Linked DNA regions of Homo sapiens: region 1 is linked to region 2. A link is a contact called in ENCODE Hi-C or POLR2A ChIA-PET data. All regions are on one chromosome and are shown on one strand. The core of a region is the stretch at or near the end of the contact, and the rest is flanking DNA. Distances in the headings are between cores, read along the strand shown. Region 1 overlaps ZBTB20 (zinc finger and BTB domain containing 20). Region 2 overlaps ZBTB20 (zinc finger and BTB domain containing 20).

Region 1 (4,633 bases), core at 1,490-3,989, 230 kb before region 2:
GTGTTCTCCCTTCCTTCTTCAGTTCAACCAAATCAGCACCAAAAAGAAACCTCAGGGCAGAGCATATGCTAGCAGAGATTTCAAAACCATCCCAGACTCATGTTATATGCTTGAGATAGTCCCAGAGATCCCAAGGATATTCTGGGACTTGGTTGTTAGAAACAGCGCTGGTTAACTTGCTTTCGTTGTATGCCTAATCCACCCATCATTGCCTAGCATGTATCCTGTTGGCCTTTCTTTGGACAATTCCAAAATTTTTTGAAGGATAAAAATTTGACTAATATATTACTTATATATTCAACTTCTTGGTTAACCAAGAATTGTGTGTACACGTTGCTATGTTCCTCTCTTACGGCAAGTGCCCCATTTTTATATTATGGTATTTGAGTGAGTGTCTTTCACTACTTACTTACCCATAGCTCCTTCTAGATAGGACCAAGCTTTACTTTTCCCTTCATCTTCTCGTTTCAGCAAAATGTATATGCCCCACAGTAGACCACCAGTACACATCTTTGGACTCTCCTGATTTCATGGATGTTGAATAGGGACAACCCTTTTTGAGTTTTCTATCTTGAGTTCTGAGTTTCTAATGTGGAAAATACCTCTTAAATGCCAACCTCTCCTGCCTTCCTAACCAGTCAACCCCAGTTACGTACAAGGCCTAATTTTGCCCTGCAGTTGGGATGAAAAATGTGAAATTGACAGCTCTGCTTGTCAAACCTGTCTGTCTGCACTACACAGCTCAGAGTAGCACCATTTAGAGAAAGGGTGTTTGGAAAATTAAACAAGGACTGTGTGAATAGGAGACCTATCGGCCTGCAATGGAATGACAGGTTTCTGCCCACAAACTGGGGTTAAGACCTGCATATTGATGCTTCTTTTCACCCATTTGTGAGTAATGGGTCTCACCCCATTAGTGGGTGCATTTGTTATACCACTAGAAGCTGTTATGCATTCTCTGTAAGTCTGTGTGAGGGAACTGTAGATACACATAAATATGTACTTGCCAACAGATCTCTGTATTTATCTGCCTGTCAGTGGGAGCAGACAGGGCACAGCTCTTTGATGGGCAAGAACTGCGGGTCAAAACCATGTTCTTGCTGCTGCTGTTGCTGCTTCAGCTGCTGCTGTTGCTGCTTTTGCTGCTGCTGCTGCTGCTGTGATTGCCATGGCTTTATCATTTAAGTCCTGAAGGAGGCTAGGGGCAGCTTGTTAGTTCTCGTTCTCACTTAACCTGGGAGGCTAGCTCTGGTCACTGACATAATTAAACAGACCTTGCAAATGTTGACTGCTAATTTTCTTGTGGCTAGCAGAGATAGACTCTCAAAACCATGCTCACCTACAATCTGTAATCTTTCAGTGTTCCTTGAGAGTCCACATACCTCTGCTATCTTCAAACACTGTGTTTAATGCTGTCCTGATGCTGTCTGATCCTGGTGGATTCTGCCATCAGGTGTATTTCCGGCTGTATTTCACTGTCTTTCAGGCCCTACCCCATTCAGGATATACATTGTCTCCCAGCAGGAAAAAATTATTGTGCTCCAAGCGTCTAAGGGAAATAGTCTACTAAACCAAGTGCTTATTTTAGCAGCAGTTATATCCCTACAACTCTCTACAGCATTGACTTTGGTCTTCATCATCTCAATATGCAATATGCCTTATGAGGAAAAAGAGTTTTTTTCCCCCAAAGTGAAACCATACTAATGATAATAAACTGAATTTAAGATTACTTTGTGTATAACAGAGCAAAACAAGCAGAGCAGGCTTGTGTTTTTAATCTAGGCCTGTTTACCAGTGTAATTTGATAGTGGGAATTAATTGTGCAATTTGTAATATAACTACAGTACAACCAAAATTAACGAATATTCTTTATAGTCATTGCTCCTCCATCTCATGCTTGTAAGATGGCATAGACCATTCTTTTCTTCAAAATTCAATTTTCCTCAAGATTGTGGAATTGTTGCAAAAGAAGTGACAGGAATATTTTTGTTTCTTGGTTAGTTTTCTTGTTATCCATTTAATAGAAGTCTAACTGAAAGACACCCAGAAGTGAGCTCATCTTAGATGGTGTTTCTGACTGTGCCTTTCTAAATGGTAAGTGGAAGAGCAGAAGAGTTTTGTCTCAGACCAAATTTGTAAGGAAATAGACTGATTTATCAGAGAGATGAGGCGATGTGAAAGGTCTTATTTCTGCCTGTCAAAAAGGTATAAGACAGATGTTTCACTAGGCAGGACAAAGACTGGACTCAAATATGGTGGTTTCTTTTCCTGTTTATTTATGTTTGGTTTACTTTTTAAAAATCATTATTATTGTTAATATCTCTGTAATGCAAACATGGCAGACCTGTTTTTCTAAAGATCACTTCCAGTAGAGTAGAAATTAGTAATCTGATCAACCAGATTGACAGACAATGAAATAAAAGTAAAAAAAGAAACCCTCTGTTACATGACTAAGCATATGCTTTTATTTTTGAACACATTAGAATTGATACTTGGGAATTACAGGTTGGTGCTTCTGTGGGAATGGGCTAGTTAACAGCCCTATTTGACTTTTTGCTAATCCTGAAAACTGAGTAAATGTATCTTAAGCTATTTTAAAGGAACATAGGAGTTTATGGTTTGCTATGAGAGTCTGCACCTGCTTAAGACACACCACAGAAACATTAAAATGGGATGATTCATTAGGAATGAAGAAATGTTTAGCTATTGTACAAAGTTTTCTCCAGAACAGTGTTTCCCAAACATCCCTGAACTAAGAATCATCAGGGTCACCCTTGAAATATGCACATTCCTGAGTCTACCATAAACCTAGAGAATAAGAAATTTTCACGAAGGGGCCTTGGCATTTGGATCTGAAACAAGAAACTAGTCAATTGGTATGATTAGGGAAGTTTGGGAAATATTGTTCTAAAAGATTTCTTAGAGAACATAGGGGAAATGATTTATTAATTTACTCATATAAAAGTGATCCTATAGTTACATTTCTTCCTATGCTCTTCCCAGGAATTCAGAGCCATTTCAAGTGAGTAAAGAATAGTCTTCTTTTAGACTGGTGTTTTTGTTTTTTTAAAGCATCCTTGTTTCTCTATATCAATTGCCTTATGCTTTTTACTCCCAACCCTTCCTAGTAAATGGTCATCACATAAAAGTTCCTAGATTAAAAATAATGGATCCTGAGTTCTAGTTTTGGCTAGAACACAGAGCTATGTTACCTTATATCAGTATGTACCTTCTCATCACTTCAGTTGTACTGTTAAAGAATTACGAGGTTGCACAAAATGTAATTATACTAGCTGTACATTGTTACGAATGTTAAATTCTTCTGCAGCCTTGTTTGGGGACTGTAACCATATATGATGATTTTTGTGCTTCATGAGAATGTATGTTCAGGTTTAGATATGTCCATGAGTATTTACAGAGTGTTCCCTATTTGTAAAACCAACTTGAGTCATTAGTTTAGTCTAAGATAATCAACTCTTTGGAAAAATTATTTTCTGGTTCTGGGTTGCCAGAAGCATCTTCCAGGAGAATTATTGACAAGGGTTTGTCATATTGGCAGATACAGGTTTGTCACATGATACATACTGATTTATTAAAAGAGTAAGAGAATGAGGCTGGGCGTGATGGCTCACACCTGTAATCCCAGCACTTTGGGAGGCCGAGGCGGGTGGATCACCTGAGGTCGGGAGTTCGAGACCAGCCTGACAAACATGGAGAAACGCTGTCTCTACTAAAAATACAAAATTAGCCCGGCGTTGGGGGTGCATGCCTGTAATCCCAGCTATTTGGGAGCCTGAGGCAGGAGAATCGCTTGAACCCAGGAGGCGGAGGTTGCAGTGAGCCGAGATCATGCCATTGCACTCCAACCTGGGCAACAAGAGCAAAACTCTGTCTCAAAAAAAAAAAAAAAATGAATGAACAGTTTTATGCTTTTTCTAGTTATTAACACTTTTAAATCCATAGAAATGATTATAACCTCATATTGCATATTGAGATTATTATAACCTCATATTGCATATTGTGAATTATAACCTCATATTGCAAATTGAGAATTATAAACTTCAACTAAATGTTGGGGCAAAAGAATTTATTCATTTATTTATTTATTTATTTATTTGAGATTGAGTCTCACTGTGTCACTGAGGCTGGAGTGCAGTGGCGTGATCTCGGCTCACTGCAACCTGTGCCTCCTGGGTTCAAGCTATTCTCCTGCCTCAGCCTCCCAAGTAGCTGGGACTACAGGTGCCCACCACCACGCCCAGTTAATTTTTGTATTTTTTTAGTAAAGACGGAGTTTCACCATGTTAGCAAGGCTGGCCTCGAACTCCTGACCTCAAGTGATCCACCCGCCTCAACCTCCTAAAATGCTGGGATTACAAGAGTGAGGCACAGTGCCTGGCCGCAAAAATGTTTTTTTTAAATATTCAAAAATAGCCATGGCTTGCAGTTGCTATAAAGCTATATAGTAACTCCTTCACTGGGCACAACAGAAGAAATAGGAAAGAGAGAAAGTGCTGCTCCAGAGGTTCAAAGGTGAAGATAGAGCAGTGTAGTGGTGGGGATTTATGTTTCCTAATCTCCCTTGTCAGCCCAGCATGTCTTCAGTATAAATACACACGTGGCAGTGGCCTAT
Region 2 (4,750 bases), core at 168-2,667:
TACAAAATATTCTGCATAACAAGTACATTACCATGCTCACAGAAACAAGGGAAACATGGAAACAAATCTACTTACAACAAATTCTGTACCACACATAGTCTTCTACAAATAAAATAAATGCTTTTTCTGGTCATGTCCACATAATGATAGAAAAAGACACAAATCCAAGGGAATTGGAGAAATGTTCAGGAACTATTACTAATAAACCAGTTTGGCTGTGGTCTAGGGTCTGTGTAGTATAAGCTAAGTATTTGTTAATTTCATATCAGTTGCATTGTCCTGGGGAGAGGAGACCTGAGCTGACTGATAGCTGTGCTGTTTTACTTCCTATTCCTGACCCCATATAACAATTAGTAACAATTACTTTCTAATTCCCTTCACCCTTCTCTTCCTCATGTCCCAAACACACAATCACACCCTAAACTCCAGGACGATGCACCAAATCAAAAATCTTAGGCGTAGGATGAGTAAAGAGTTGGAGTAGAAAAATCTCTGCATGACACCTTCCCTCTTTAGCTACTAGAATCTAAGCTCTTCTTTTCACTTTTCACTTGCTACTCTAACAGAAACCTCCCATCACTACCCCCTCATCCGTACAGGCTGCAAATTTAAATTGTGATTTGAAATTTTATTTAAAATAAAATCTTAATAAGAGCAGGAAAGTTGAATGTTCCTTAATGTAGTCCATGAGTAGAAATTTAAAGTTGGAAGGAACCTTTAAGGCCTTCTAATCCAAGCCCTTTATTTTACAGATGAGGAAACTGAAGCCCAGAGAGGTGAAGTGAGGTGCCCAAGGCCACACAGCAAGTTAGAGGCACAGCTAGTACGGTAGCTCAAGTCTCCTGACTCCCAGTCCAGTGCTCCTCCCATTACTCCACGAGTCCTGTCTCTAAGCTTCCTGACAAATGCTAGAACGGTAAAACTTCCACTAGTATTTTTCCAGACCATGTTAAAACTCCTAAGGGGGGAAGAGGGATGCTTTCTTGGATAATGTCAGCCATACGTAGCTCAAGCTGTCTAAAGTTCTGGGACAGGGTCTTTTTATGCAGCCAACAGAGTCCAAATGTGGTGCTGTTTGCTTGGCCCATATGCTTTCATGTGTTCCCAGTTAGGCCATTACTGGAGGGAAAAAAAACAAGAATCAGCTTGTTTTAAAACAAGGGACATACTGGACTCCCTCCCATCCCCCTTCAGAAAAAAAAAATCAAGTTATCTTTAACAGATTCTAAAAATGCCTTTTCCCAAATATGCAGTCAGTTCCTTCAAAGGGCCCTTTGTTTATTTTCAGGAAGAAACCCAAGACAGCTGAAAACCAGAAGGCATCTGAGGAGAATGAGATTACTCAGCCGGGTGGATCCAGCGCCAAGCCGGGCCTTCCCTGCCTGAACTTTGAAGCTGTTTTGTCTCCAGACCCAGCCCTCATCCACTCAACACATTCACTGACAAACTCTCACGCTCACACCGGGTCATCTGATTGTGAGTACACCACTAAGGTGATGGTGTCTTTGCAGTGCTTGGAGTAGTGCTTCTACCCTGGGTTCTGGCTTTTCTACTTTCAGAGCGAGCTCTTTGCATTTGGTCTTCTAAAGCAGCCAAAAGTAATGTGCCACCATTTTCATTCAGCCAATATCTATAAGTTTGCAAAGCTAGAGTGTATTTAAAAGCCAGGTGACATGCCATTTGGCCTTAAAGGGCTGATTAATTACATAAAACACGTTCTTTTCATAACACTAACCCAGAAAATGAAGTTTTGTTGCTGGTATCCATTTATTCTTGATCTGGATAATGGCACTTCCACAATTACTAAATTGAACAACCAAATGTGGACCTCAGAAGGCCAGTTAGACACAAGGAAACATCCATTTTGAAATTACATAACACAAGTCAGATTTGCATTAGTTATTGGAGTCTCATGTAGCTTGGCTGAATTTCTGTCTTTCCAGTTTTTAATTTATTTTGAAGTGGTTAAAGGATAGCATAAATTTACAGAAGAAAAGAGAATGGCTTCCAAGAATTCAGAAGCCACCCAGACTTCACACAGCCAATGAGAATCCAGGTTAAAAATATTTTTTAATTAAAAAAACTGCCTAAGGGCTAAATTTGGAAATGGGCAGCTTAATGAGATCGTCGCTATTGAAATCACTTCTTTGCTGTTTATTTTTGCCATCTTCCCACTAATCTGGGAGTCACTTCTTCTAATTCTATTTTAAGCAAGTTGATAAATCACGTTTAGGAGATTTTTTTCTTTTTCTGAAATGTAACCCAATACTTCAGAGAAAAAGAAACATGTGTGTTGACAATGGAAAGGAATGAAATAACTTTGGAGTCGAATCCAAAAGAATATTCCTTTTAGTCTTAACATACCCAACAACTCTTCTGAACTGATCTCCATAAAGGATGTCTGGTAACATGCAAATAACTGGCATATTCTTCTTTAAAATGAGTAACATAAGACCTGCAAAGTTTTATTTCAAAAATAAAATTTTGTCCACAAAGACAAAAATTATTAGGAAATGAGATTCTAAATCTTTTATTGTTATTTTTCTGACAGAACAAATGTAAAATTCTGCAAAGAAGGCAAGAGACAATGGTCCAGGAGATTCCATTCTCTACTTGCTTCATCATGATAGTCTCTAAAGAGAGGGAAATGAGCTGGCGGCAGGATTGGGGTGAAGAGAGCTTGTTCTATTTAAGGTTGGGCTAAGACCATATTCTAGCCGTCACTAGAAAATGAAAAGGGAAGTAACGTGAGACAAATCTCTGTGGCCTATGTGATTTGAACAGTCGAAGTTGAGGCTTCTATAGAGAAACCAGGGGGCAGAAGCAGGGACTGTGTTCTGAGGACCGTCCTAATAGTCACATCCTTGGACCTTCTTGCCTGGCAATCTTCAGTGTAATAGTAATGACAGAAAGAATTGGAAAGTAGAGTGGCACAGTGCCCATAGGCATGTGCACACTGTCCCTTCCCACCAGGAAAATAGCCCGTTCCTGTGGTGAAGGGCCTGGAGTTTCTACATGCAGGTCTTCATTACCCAGCTTTCTGCCACACCTTATGGGTATGGATTACATAGAATTGCCTTAGGCTAGAAATCTTCTGTTACAGCAAAAATGAATGTTTTGTGAATAGAAAAAGCATTGGGCTTCACTTATTGTGCTTTATCATAAGCATCCTCTGGCCAGGCCTTAGCATTGGCATGAAGTAAGTTTCAGGAACAGCGTGAGTATGGTGTCACCATACATCTCCTTGGTGGCCCTGGGGAAGCCAGTGGATGTGAGCTCAGTTGGAAAAACAAACCAGGAGGAGAAACCTGATCTCCAGCTGTTTTTAGACAGTCACTTTGATTTTGCCATTAAGATGTGTAAGTCTTCTCTGTTCCAACCTGTTGTTTAAATTGATTATACTTTTCTCCAAATATATTTGGATTGTAGTTTGTCCTGATTTGAGCCTACACTTAGAAGAAAATTGTTTTTAGGAAAGATTCACAGAAATCTGTCCATTTGGAGATTGCTTGAGAGAAGACAGGAAAAAGGTTTATTTTAAGCTGTTAAAATTTTTGGATGCTCTTCTTGCATTCAAGAGGATTTTTTTTTTTTTACTTTCAAATGTCATTCTTACCATAGATTAATTTAAAAGCCTAATTTCTTTAAGGTAAAATATTCAGTTCCTATTTAGAACTAACAGATTTGGGGCATTTAAAAATAGTGCCCTTGACTTGTTAGTCTCTTTAACTTCAGAAACATTCCACCAGTGTGTGTTGTTCCAAGCTTTCACAAGTGCTTGAATTTTTATAGCACCTTTTTATTTGTCATGTGTTTAGCAAAATTATTCTTAGTCATGATTTAATGCCCATATCCTGTCAGTATGATCCTTCCCAATTTACAGATGAGAAAACTGAGAAAATTGACACCCAGGTAGATGGAAGACTCGCTTGTGGTTAACTCATTTGGGTACCGAGGGGTGTTTATGGATTTGCTCTCATTGTGAGAGCATTTCTTATTGGAATTCTCTGTTCTGAGCCCAAAGACGGCATTCCTGGCTCTGAACAGGCATCTTGAAAATGTGCAACTACTCATATTGGTGACTGGGTTGTAAAACATGATGGATAAAGCATCGCCACAAAAGAAAAGTCAGCTCTGCATATGAACTGACATGGGTGGGTAAGCCACCATCTTTTTTGCATATGAAGGACACAGGCTGTGTTTTACAGCAAAGATGACAAGTCTGACCCCCTAAATTCTCAGTTGGCTGTTTAACCTCCTGAGCCTCTTCAAATTCGGCAAAAGATCCCAGTGGTATTCAAAACAAGAAGAAATATAGTTGAGATATGCTTTCTTTTGTGAGATGATGAGGTTAATATTGCTGCTAAAATGTATGTTGCTTTGCAGTGCGCCTACTAACACAATTTCCTTTTAGCAATATTCCCCCATTACCCCCTAGCTTACCACCTCTTCACCATTGCTAAAAATCTAATGGTAAGCAAATTCACATGGTGATAATGGAAGGCATTAAGATGAGTTATGGAATCTGAAGGGTAAAAAACACCCTAGGTGTTTGATAGAGCAGTTACTCACTAAGCAAGCTGAGTATGAGCTGAGCCAAGTGCTCCCTTTAAATGCTTAAGCAGGACTAAACCAAGTCAGTAAAGCAGACGAAGCTCTCCATATGAAAAACCTTTCTTGACAGCTATCAAGCTGTAGCACATCACAGTCATATACATGTGATAGACGCGACCAGAACTTTTACTTGCAT

The links. Hi-C counts contacts between places; a loop is a spot of excess contacts on that map. ChIA-PET counts read pairs that join two places held with the same protein, here RNA polymerase II (POLR2A). Pooled maps may share reads with other maps.
Region 1: a map of IMR-90 shows a loop between it and region 2 (2.5-fold over the local background). The contact joins two enhancer-like sites. A Hi-C loop is called at or near these places in 3 of 168 maps with a recorded cell type or tissue (GM12878, IMR-90 and heart left ventricle), 2 of 37 single-sample maps with no recorded cell type and 7 of 50 pooled maps. POLR2A ChIA-PET finds 5 or more read pairs at or near these places in 1 of 52 experiments (activated CD4-positive, alpha-beta T cell).

What each region holds. Positions count from the first base shown.
Region 1 is chr3:114,606,582-114,611,214 of GRCh38, reverse strand. The region is part of intron 6 of ZBTB20 (zinc finger and BTB domain containing 20); the gene reads left to right. Among named protein-coding and RNA genes, the nearest start is that of MIR4796, 130 kb to the left of the region's middle. Within about 2 kb of position 2,739, at least 2 of the 41 ENCODE cell types and tissues checked have a DNase peak (open chromatin) inside an H3K27ac peak, as active enhancers do.
Region 2 is chr3:114,376,943-114,381,692 of GRCh38, reverse strand. It overlaps ZBTB20 (zinc finger and BTB domain containing 20), which reads left to right. Exons shown (of 12, transcript NM_001348800.3): 9 at 753-916; 10 at 1,289-1,476. The coding sequence starts at 906. All of the region lies in intron 7 of ZBTB20-AS1 (ZBTB20 antisense RNA 1), which reads right to left. Among named protein-coding and RNA genes, the nearest start is that of ZBTB20-AS1, 28 kb to the right of the region's middle. Within about 2 kb of position 1,417, at least 19 of the 41 ENCODE cell types and tissues checked have a DNase peak (open chromatin) inside an H3K27ac peak, as active enhancers do.